Linked DNA regions of Mus musculus: region 2 is linked to region 1. A link is a contact called in ENCODE Hi-C or POLR2A ChIA-PET data. All regions are on one chromosome and are shown on one strand. Each heading gives the region's core, a stretch centred on a gene start or an enhancer-like site at or near the end of the contact. The rest is flanking DNA. Distances are from core to core; before and after follow the strand shown.

The links. A loop is a pair of places that touch in the nucleus more often than their neighbours do. ChIA-PET counts read pairs that join two places held with the same protein, here RNA polymerase II (POLR2A).
Region 2: a loop to region 1 is called in a map of heart, with 8 times the contacts of the local background. The contact joins the promoter of Memo1 here to the promoter of Spast in region 1. A Hi-C loop is called at or near these places in 6 of 37 maps with a recorded cell type or tissue (gastrocnemius, heart and left cerebral cortex). POLR2A ChIA-PET finds 5 or more read pairs at or near these places in 4 of 5 experiments (Patski and embryonic stem cell).

The regions. Positions count from the first base shown.
Region 1 is chr17:74,336,238-74,341,013 of GRCm38, reverse strand. Spast (spastin) reads right to left here and starts at 2,027. Exons shown (of 17, transcript NM_001162870.1): 1 at 1,569-2,027. The coding sequence starts at 1,977.
Region 2 is chr17:74,292,322-74,296,940 of GRCm38, reverse strand. It overlaps Memo1 (mediator of cell motility 1), which reads left to right and starts at 2,078. Exons shown (of 9, transcript NM_133771.2): 1 at 2,078-2,249. The coding sequence starts at 2,189.

The DNA of each region.
Region 1 (4,776 bases), core at 778-3,277:
AATGAGGTCTTGCTATGTCGCCTACGGCAGCAGTCTTCACTGTCCCGAGGGCTAAGGTTACAGCTTGTCTTTGCCACTACTCCCCACCCCAGCTTTATTTCTGTACTTTTTTTTTTTTAGTTTTTCAAGACAGGCTTTCTCTGTGTAGCCCTGGCTGTCCTGGAACGCTCTGTAGACTAGGCTGCCCTCAAACTCACAGAGCTCCGCCTGCCTCTGCCTCCTGAGTGCTGGGATTAAAAGCGCGCTCCGCCACCACCACTGACTCCAGCTTTATTTCTTTTGTAACAGAAAATGGATGTAACTAATTTTTTAAATGCTTGTTTGTTAGCTTTGTTTCCAAGACACTAAGAAGGAAACCCAAGCTCTGAAGCCTCCTAGCACACAGTATCACTGAACTACATCCACAAACCCCTAAGGGATCTGGGCTCATCTCAGGGATGAAAGGAGGACTGCCTTCTCCATCCTCCCCAAGTGATCACTCTATGCTCCCAAAAAGTACTGAAGAGCTAAGCACAAAAAGCTTGCTCTCACAAGCACAAACTACTCTTCTCCTGTGTCTGCTACTGTGGGTGACAATAAGAGACATAAGGCTTTCTAAACCCCACTTAGCATTTCCCACACAAGTTTTCAATTAACGATTAGCATAGATTTGGGGTCACCTGTTTCCATCTTGTAAGTAGTAATTTCATCTGTAAAAGACCTGTACTGATAGTACTCTGACCTCAGAATTATTGTGAGGATCAAAGACACATGCAAAATGAATTGACAATGCCTGCCACACAGAAAGGCGAAGAAAAGATGTTGCTTGAAGGAAACCTGAAGTATGCAGTATTCCTGCCTTCACTGCGAGGCAGGAGCGTTTGTTTTATCTTCTATGGTAGAATGATATATGCCTGTTTACCCAACTCATTCATTTAATATTTTTAACATTAAAATTTAGAAACTCGAGAGTGCCTTGGAATAAAATAAAAATAACAAAATAGTAAAAACTAAAGCAACTAGCGGTTGAAATACAGCTCAATAAAAAAGAAATCTTCAAGACTCACTATATTGGTAAAAATAATTCATGAAACTTCAGAATATGGCAAATCCGGCTCTAAGTATAAGGAGCTACTACTCCTTTCAAATCCAAGTCAACCCCCCCCTTTTTTTTTTCCTCTCCAAACACTACAGAACCCTTCTCAATGAAGTTTATACACAGCTGTTTCGATACCAAAACCTTTTGGAAGCCCAGCTCAGAGAAAGCAACACTGTTTACAGTGTTAGAAAGAATCCCGTGTGGTCGGTCACTCTAGGCCAACTGTCACTGTCACCAGCACGCCTGGGTGTCTCACGGGGACTTGGGTCATGCACAAGTGTGGGGGTGCTGAAACAAAGTCGAGTCAGGGCGCCCTGAAAGGGGTGAGGATCAACTAACTAGGCGTCGCACAGCAGGATCTGGCCTGTGGGGACTCGGACTCCCGAGGCAGATCAACTCCGGGGGTGCAGGAAAGGGACGCAAGTGGCGTCCTCCCAGGGCCGCCCGCCCCGGCCAGCCCGCCGGCCTCCCTCCAGCCCCCCAGTAGTACCTTTCTCTTCCTCGTCGATGCGCAGGGCAATGGAGATGTACTCGAAGGCCTGCTTGTGGAAGACGCGGACGCTCTCGGCCTCGCCACCCGGTCCGGGCTCTGGGGGCGAGGGCGAGGCGGGCGCCGGCGCGGTCCCGGAGCTCCTCTTGGCGGCCATGAGGGCGCGGGAGAAGCGCTGGCAGAGCCACGCGAAGAGGAGCCCCAGGTGGCAGGCCAGCAGGCGCAGCAGGGCGAAGCCGACGACCAGCGGGGACGAGAAAGAAGACGGGTTCCGCTTAGGCGGCGAGCCGGCCGCAGGGGCCGGGCCGGCGGCAGGGGCGGGGACCGCGGCGGGGGGCGGAGGCCTGGCGGGCGCCGGGCTCGCGCCGCCCGAGCCTTTCTTCTTCCGTCGTCCGGCCGGAGAACTCATTCACAGCTCCCACTGCCGCCGCCGCCATAACCCGCTTCCCGCAGACCGACGGCGACCAAGCGGCGGCGGCGGCGGCCACTGCCACTGCGGCGGCGGGGGCCCACGGAGCCGCTCGCGCGCCAGCCGGAGCCCGGGAGCCTGGCACCTGCACGCGCCGCTCGCCGGCCCCGCCCCTCGCTCCTCAGCTGCCCAGGAGCACAACCCCGTCTCCTCCTCCTCCTCCTCCTCCTCCCGCCGCGGCCGGTGGCTCCTGCCCCTCCTTTCCTTCTGTCCCCTGGGCCGCTGGCACCTCGCTGCGGCGGCCGGGCACGCGCACGTCCTCGGTGAATGGCTCTGGTGCGCGCGCGTACGCCGCCGTCTTTGTTGACCTGGGAGCTTGTGCGCATGTGCGGCATCCTCCTACCCCCCACGCCCCTGCTATGCCCCTTTCTCTGGGAACCTCAGTTCTGTAGGCGCGGTTCGGCTTGCGATGGTCCCAGGGGTTCGTCGCTCCGCAGGTTCTTCGACTTTTGAAGAATCGGAATAGGGAGCTTTGATAATAAATTTTTAAATGGGGGTTAACAGCGTTTGAGTGGCTTTACTAGTGCTCAGGTCTGCTGTCTCGCAGTGCGGTTGTTTGCCTTTGTGTGAGATGCTGACCTCCAACTCCTCTTGTAGCTGAGGAAGGAGGCCTTCAACTCCTGATCTTTCTGCCTCCGTCTCCCCAAAACTAGGATTACAGGTGTGCATCATCACTCCTATTGCTTTATATATCTTTGTTTTCTGCTGGTTGAGCCAATAGGTCTTTTGCAAAGGATGGCTGATCTGAGTTTCGTATCAGAGGCAGTGTGTAGCAATTTGGGTATGTTAGCTGAGAGGGAAACAAGTTGCAGAGACAAAGTTCAAGACATCCTAAAGGGAAAACTTTATTACCACGAGGACCACGAACCCTACTTTCAACTAACCTATTACACGTTTGTGTTATCTCAGGATTAGTTATGTGAATGCAGTCATTCTTGGGTTTTGCCTAGTTACCATACTTGGTAGAATCCATACTATCTGTGTGTGCACGTGGATGTGTGTATATGTCTTCACCATTTCTTCCTTTGGTAGACTATCTATCTACTCAATATTTCCCATATTCTAATGATCAGCAGTTGTTCTACAGATCCTGGATCACATAGAGGAAAACAAACCGTGGGCCAGTCAGACTCCTGCGAACTGGCATCTGGAAATAGAAGTTAGTTGAAATCAAAAGCTCTAAGAGCCAGTCGATGCCATCTGTATTCCCAGAGTTTTTGGATTCCTAGACTATATTGCCTATCCAATAAACTATTCAGTCTTTCCTCTTTCTCCCTCCCTCGCCCATCCCCCTCCCCTCATCCCTGTCTTTAAAAACAAACAAACAAAACCACCCCCTCTCATTTCAGTTTGCCACAATTATTTCTTGTTGCCTAAATGAGTGACTACTAACACAAAGTCTCTATTGTTTCCAGTGTGAGGCATACAGATCCCCTGTGAGCGCATAGGAGAATCCCTGCATTCTGCTGAAACTATATTCCCTACCAATATAAATATCATAGATTGCTGCAAAATTTACGTCCATTGTTTCCCACTGCTGCCTGCCTTCTTTTCTGCTTCGATCCTGATTATATTTTTCACATTCTGAAATGTTTTCTGTCTTTCAAATTTGTATTCCTTTCAATTCCTTTTATCCAGTAAGCTCTGATTCTCTTTTGAACCATATAGTAGTGGTTGTGTGAAATCAATCATGTCGTGTGTGTGTGTGTGTGTGTGTGTGTGTGTGTGTGTGAAATAAAAAGGATGTACATAAATATATATGAATACATAGGTAAATAAAATAAAGTATAAGAAATATGTTTTATACATATGTCAACTAAATAAAAATGAGATGTACAGGGGGCTGGTGAGATGGCTCAGCGGGTAAGAGCACTGAGTGCTCTTCCAAAGGTCCTGAGTTCAAATCCCAGCAACCACATGGTGGTTCACAACCAACCGTAATGGGACCTGATGCCCTCTTCTGGTGTGTCTGAAGTCAGCTACAGTGTACTTACATACAAATAATAATAAAGAAATCTTTAAAAAAGATGTACAAACCTATTGAACAATTTGAGGAGACAGCAAATTGCCTTTTACTGTCGAGTCAGGTACTATCCTGAACGCTGTGTTAACCCTTCTTATGTGTGTGTCCTATAAGTCTTTTAATAAAACATTCTTTGCTTTGCTTTATTTATTTATTTATTTTTAATTTATTGTGGCAGAGTCTATGCAGCTCTGGCTGGCCTTCAGCTCCGAGATCCTCCTGCCTCTGCCTCTGCCTCTCAAGTGCTTGGATTGAAAGCATGCACCACCATTCCTGCCAAACATAAGCATTTCTAAGCAATCTATTCTGTAGTTTCACCTGGTCTATTTTGACTTTATACAATGTTATTATATTCTTACTTTGTGTTCTCTCCTCATTCTTTAAGTGGCTAACTTTCCTCATATTGGCTCCTAGAGCTACTTCTGGTGGTACAGTTGCAGTATATTTATTTTCTTTCATTGCCGTGTGGTATTGCATTATACTAATTTACCAAAGTTTATTTTGCCATGCAATTGATAATTGGTATCTAGTTTAGTACAAGATTTTTGTCCCTAAGTAGCTTATTTTCCTTTGGTGTGGGAGAGCTAACCCAGGACCTCCCAATACTAAGAAAGTATTCTACCACTGAGCTACATCCCCAACCCCAATGTGGCTCAATAGTAGCTCAAAGCCATCTTTGTTTGCATGGTAAATTCCATGCCACATTGAACTACAGG
Region 2 (4,619 bases), core at 829-3,328, 44 kb after region 1:
CAAAAAGTCTAAGCATTCTAGAAATCTTTAAAAACAATTATAATTTGGTGAGATGGCTCAGCGGTTAAGAGCGCTGACTGCTCTTCCAAAGGTCCTGAGTTCAAATCCCAGAAACCACATGGTGGTTCACAACCACCCGTAATGAAATCTAATGCTCTCTTCTGGAGTGTCTGAAGACAGCTACAGTGTACTTACATATAATAAATAAATAAATATTAAAAAAAACAATTATAATTTGTGTGTGTGTGTGGAGTATGTGCATGTAATCGTAGGTGCCTGTGGAGGCCAGAAGAGGGCGTTAGAGCCCCTGGAACTGGACTTGCTTGGGCGCTACCCAATGTGATGCTGACTCAACTTAGGTCCTTTGTAAGAGCAGTGCTTATTTTTTTTTTTTATTTATTTATTTTTTTAACCACTGAGCCATTTCTCTGGCGCAAGAAGTTGTATTTTATTCATTAGGGTCTTTGCTAAGTTTGGTAAGCAACACAAACTCTTGGGAGAAAGCGGCAATTTACCTTTTTCTTGCCATTGAAATTAACTGTAGAGCTTTTCTCATAACACTTGAGAACTTGGCAAAAACCCCAACCAAACAAAAAGTATACTGTTACAGCATTAAGGAACGCCGAACTTGGTTAGGCAGCTAGACATCTACTTTGGACTTCTCCAGGATCTAGTTTAATGTGAAACTAAGATATACCCGGTGTATGATTTCTTTCCCAAATACTTTCTGGGAGTTGGGGAACTGTTACACTTCCTGGGTTTTGGAATCCAGCACTTCAAAGCCAAACAAACCACTTCCTTTGTGATTCTACCCAACTGGTAAAGGAATTCTTTTGCTGCGTGGAATACTTACGTGGAATACTGGGATTTTATAAGTGAAGGGTGACATTTGTAGTATTCCTTACCCCGTCTGGTTCCTCATACGCATTAACTCATAATCCTTGGTACCCCTCCCTCACGAACGTCACCCCCATTTAACACAGTAGGAAATAACTGAGACAATCTTTGCCACATTGCAGTTATACCTAAAATACAATTAGTAAATTTAACTGTGTCGAAGACATTAGGTCGTAAGGGGCGAGCCTGGGAAGCGAAGGTTACATTTTGACAGGGTCGGTCCTCCACCCCCCCATATTCTCCCATCCCAGTACGCCTCGCAGCGCGATGTCTCTGCCAGCGAAACTTCGCGGCGTGGCCCCAGACTTGCATTCCTGGGCGATACCCCGAGGGTGGGAACCCCACCAAGGACGCCGGGGAAGGGGGAACCCCGACGGGACTCGGCAGGCAGCGATCGCGTGTGTGTTGTGTGTGCTGAGCCAGCGGCGCACGGGGACAAGCCAGGCGGCTGGGGGGGGGGGGGGGGGAAGGGGCTCACCCCGCCTCGCGGCTGCGTCCTGCGCCCCGCGCCCTGCCCCCAGCCTCTGCTGGCGCTAAACCCCGGAGAGCGGAGCGTGCACGCTGAGCCTCCTCGGCGGGCCCGGCCGCGGCGCTGGGCATGCTCAGTGGGCCGGCCCCGGTAGAGCGGCGAGTAAGGACGCGTGGGCTCCCCAGGCTCTGCCTTTCCCGGGTTCAGGCCCCGGCCCCGGGCTGTGTGTGTGTGTGTTGGGGGGGAGGTGGCACCGATCGCCGCCGCCCTCCGGCTCGCGGCCTCCCGACCCGGGATGGCGCGGGGCCGGTCCCGCTTCCGCCGTTGAGCGCGCGGCACGGCGGGCGGAGGCGCGGGGCGGGGCGGGGCCGGCGGGCGCGCGGCGGGAGGGAGGCCTCGGTGGTGGGGGCGGGGCGGGGCGGGGCGGTGGGGAAGGGCGCGGAGTCACGGGGGTGGGGTCAGCGGGAGGCTCGGCAGGCCGCGCGCGGCGTGGCCGGGGGGCGGCTCGCGGAAGCAGCTCGGGCAGGGGTAGGGGCGGCGGCGGCGGCGGCGACTCCGCGGCCGCGCGGCTAGGGTAAAGCCGCCGTGGGCCCCATCTTCCGGCGGCCGGCGGAGTTTGTGGTGATTGTTGCCGCCCTCCGCCCTGGCTGCCATCTCCTCCTCTTCCTCCTCCTCCTCCTCCTCCTCCTGGGCCGGGCTGGTCCCCTCCCCGCGGCCGCCTCCTCCTGGGCTGGGCCCGCGGCGTCTCGTCCCCTCGCGGAGCCGCCGCCGCCGCCGCCTCCTCATTCATCCTCGTGCACCATAGGCGGCACAGGCACCAAGATGTCCAACCGAGTGGTCTGCCGGGAAGCCAGCCACGCCGGGAGCTGGTACACCGCCTCAGGTAAGGGCGCCAGGCCGCCGGGGTGGTCGAGCTGGGCAGCCGGGGCCCGGCGGGCGGGGACTCGGGCGGCGGGCGGAGGGCGCTGACCGCGTGCCGAGGGATCGGGGCCGGGCCGCGCCGCCTCCCCCACCCGGCGCTCGGGCAGGCGGCCTGGCGCCCGCGGAGTTGGGCGAGGAGTTGCCGGCCGGCCCCGGCCAGGGCGAGCGCGGGCTCCGCGGCTCCGCGGACGGCCTCTGCGGTGGGGAAGGACGAGTTGGCGCGGTCCTCGTTGCCAGAGGCTGGCCGAGGGGACCGCAGTTTTTGCTCCCACCCTTGGGGCACCCAGCGCCCCTGGAAGGAGTGACAGGCAGTACTTTTTCTACCCTATCTCTCGTGTTGCTACTCTTGGTCTCTCTCGCTTGGAAGATCTGTCAGACCTGGGCCTCTCGGGGGGATTTGTCGCTTTGTACGTGGAGATTCGGGCAGAGCTGCTGCCAGGCAGGGGCTCTGGGTGGCCTCCAAGGTCTTTTGTCAGTGTTTGCATTGTTACTGTCATTTAGGGGCAGCTGGAGATGGCATCAGCACTTTTCCTGAGCAACCTCTTTGGTATCCTGTGTTCAGCACCGAGCCGGGGCTGGACGACCTGCCTAGTTTAGCTTACGTTTTGAGAGAATTTTGTCTGCACTGTCTTCAAAAAACCATGTGTAGTTCTTTGGGTGAGAAAGGGTAGGGCCGTTTCCCTCCAGTACAACTCTCTTCACAAGGATTGTTTTCTGAGATTATTTTCAGGGGTCACATTTCTGCTTTGGTAACAAAGAAAAGTTCCTCCGTGATTCCTGTTGGTCTCTAGGCCATCTGTGCTTCTCAGCAACTGGCCCTAACCATATTTCCCTTTGCAAGTACTAGGGTTGGATAGTGACATGATTCTTTTGGGAAAACGGAAAATCTGGAAGGCAGTTTTTTTTTTTTCCCTGAGATTGTTCAACCAGCTGCAGAAGTACATGCATCTTGTTGGTCCACAGCGGATTTGCCCTGCTAAGACACAAAAGAATGACATGGTTGGGTTTGGAACTACTGCTAACAGGTGGCTGTAGTTTTTGCGTTAGATAAGTATGACATTTTATGGTCCTGAAGTACTTCATAGACTTTTAATCAGTTCTCACTACCTGAGAATGTCAGTTCTTGTGCCAGTATATGGGGAAACAGAAATTTAGTGCTGCACCCCAGACTAGGCCTGTGGTAAAATAGGAATTGTGTAAGTCAGGTCTCTGGCTCCTGAGTTTGCCCTTTATAATCAATGCACTATTAATACTGCTTTTTTGTTGTTGTTGTTGTTGTTGTTTTGGTTTTTCGAGACAGCGTTTCTCTGTGTAGCCCTGGCTGTCCTGGAACTCACTTTGTAGACCAGGCTGGCCTTGAACTCAGAAATCCGCCTGCCTCTGCCTCCCAAGTGCTGGGATTAAAGGCGTGTGGCACCACCTCCTGGCTTATTTTTAAGTAGAAGGTTTTTTCCGCAGTATGTTTTGGAGAATTAGAAAGTCACATTGTTCCCATTCACGGCTATCTTTTAGCATTTATTTATTGTGTTCCTGTGCATTTGTTACAAATGTTTTAAGCTTTTGTTGTTGCTTGCTTTGGAATGTGGGCAAATATTCTAGGGAAGTTTTAGATTGTTAAGCATATATATGGGTAGTAAAATTGGGTATAGTTCACACTTTTGGTCTTAGAATTCCTTAGAGTTTACTTACATACAAGATGTAGTCTTTAATCTGGTAAAAAAAAAAATCCTATCTGTAGATACTTATTAGTAAATAGGCAGGTAGTTACATTTTTTCCCTAAAATCTGGGTGAATTAAATAATACCTTTAACTGGAATTCAGGTGTATGAATTTTTGGGGTGTGTGCGACTCACCTAGGGTTTCTCTGTGTTGCCCTGGCTGTACTGAAACTCCCTTGGATTCAGAGATCTGCTTGGCTCTGCTTCCCAGTGCTGGGATCAAAGGCATGCACCATCACTTCCTGGCCAGTCTTTTTAAGTTTGACTGATATTGAGGAAATTAGGGTAAACTTAAAGCAGTTTAGTTTTAGAAGCTTAATTTGTATCCTTAAGATGAATGAAGCAAACTTATAGGTATGTAATGTAAAGTTGGTCTGATGACTGTATCTGTAGGATAGAATAGTGTAGCCAGGTTGAAATGACCTACTCTTGGGACTTTTTATTTGTATTGTGCTATTGTTTCTCTAGACCAGTCAATAAAAAACTGAGGAATAGGAAGAATGTGTTTGTTGATTGTCATTTTGTATCTTTTCCAGTGTTCAGGTTGTACACATAGAAAGTATTCGATTATTGAGTGAAATAAGAGTAAAGCCACATTGAGTTCAGTTAACTAG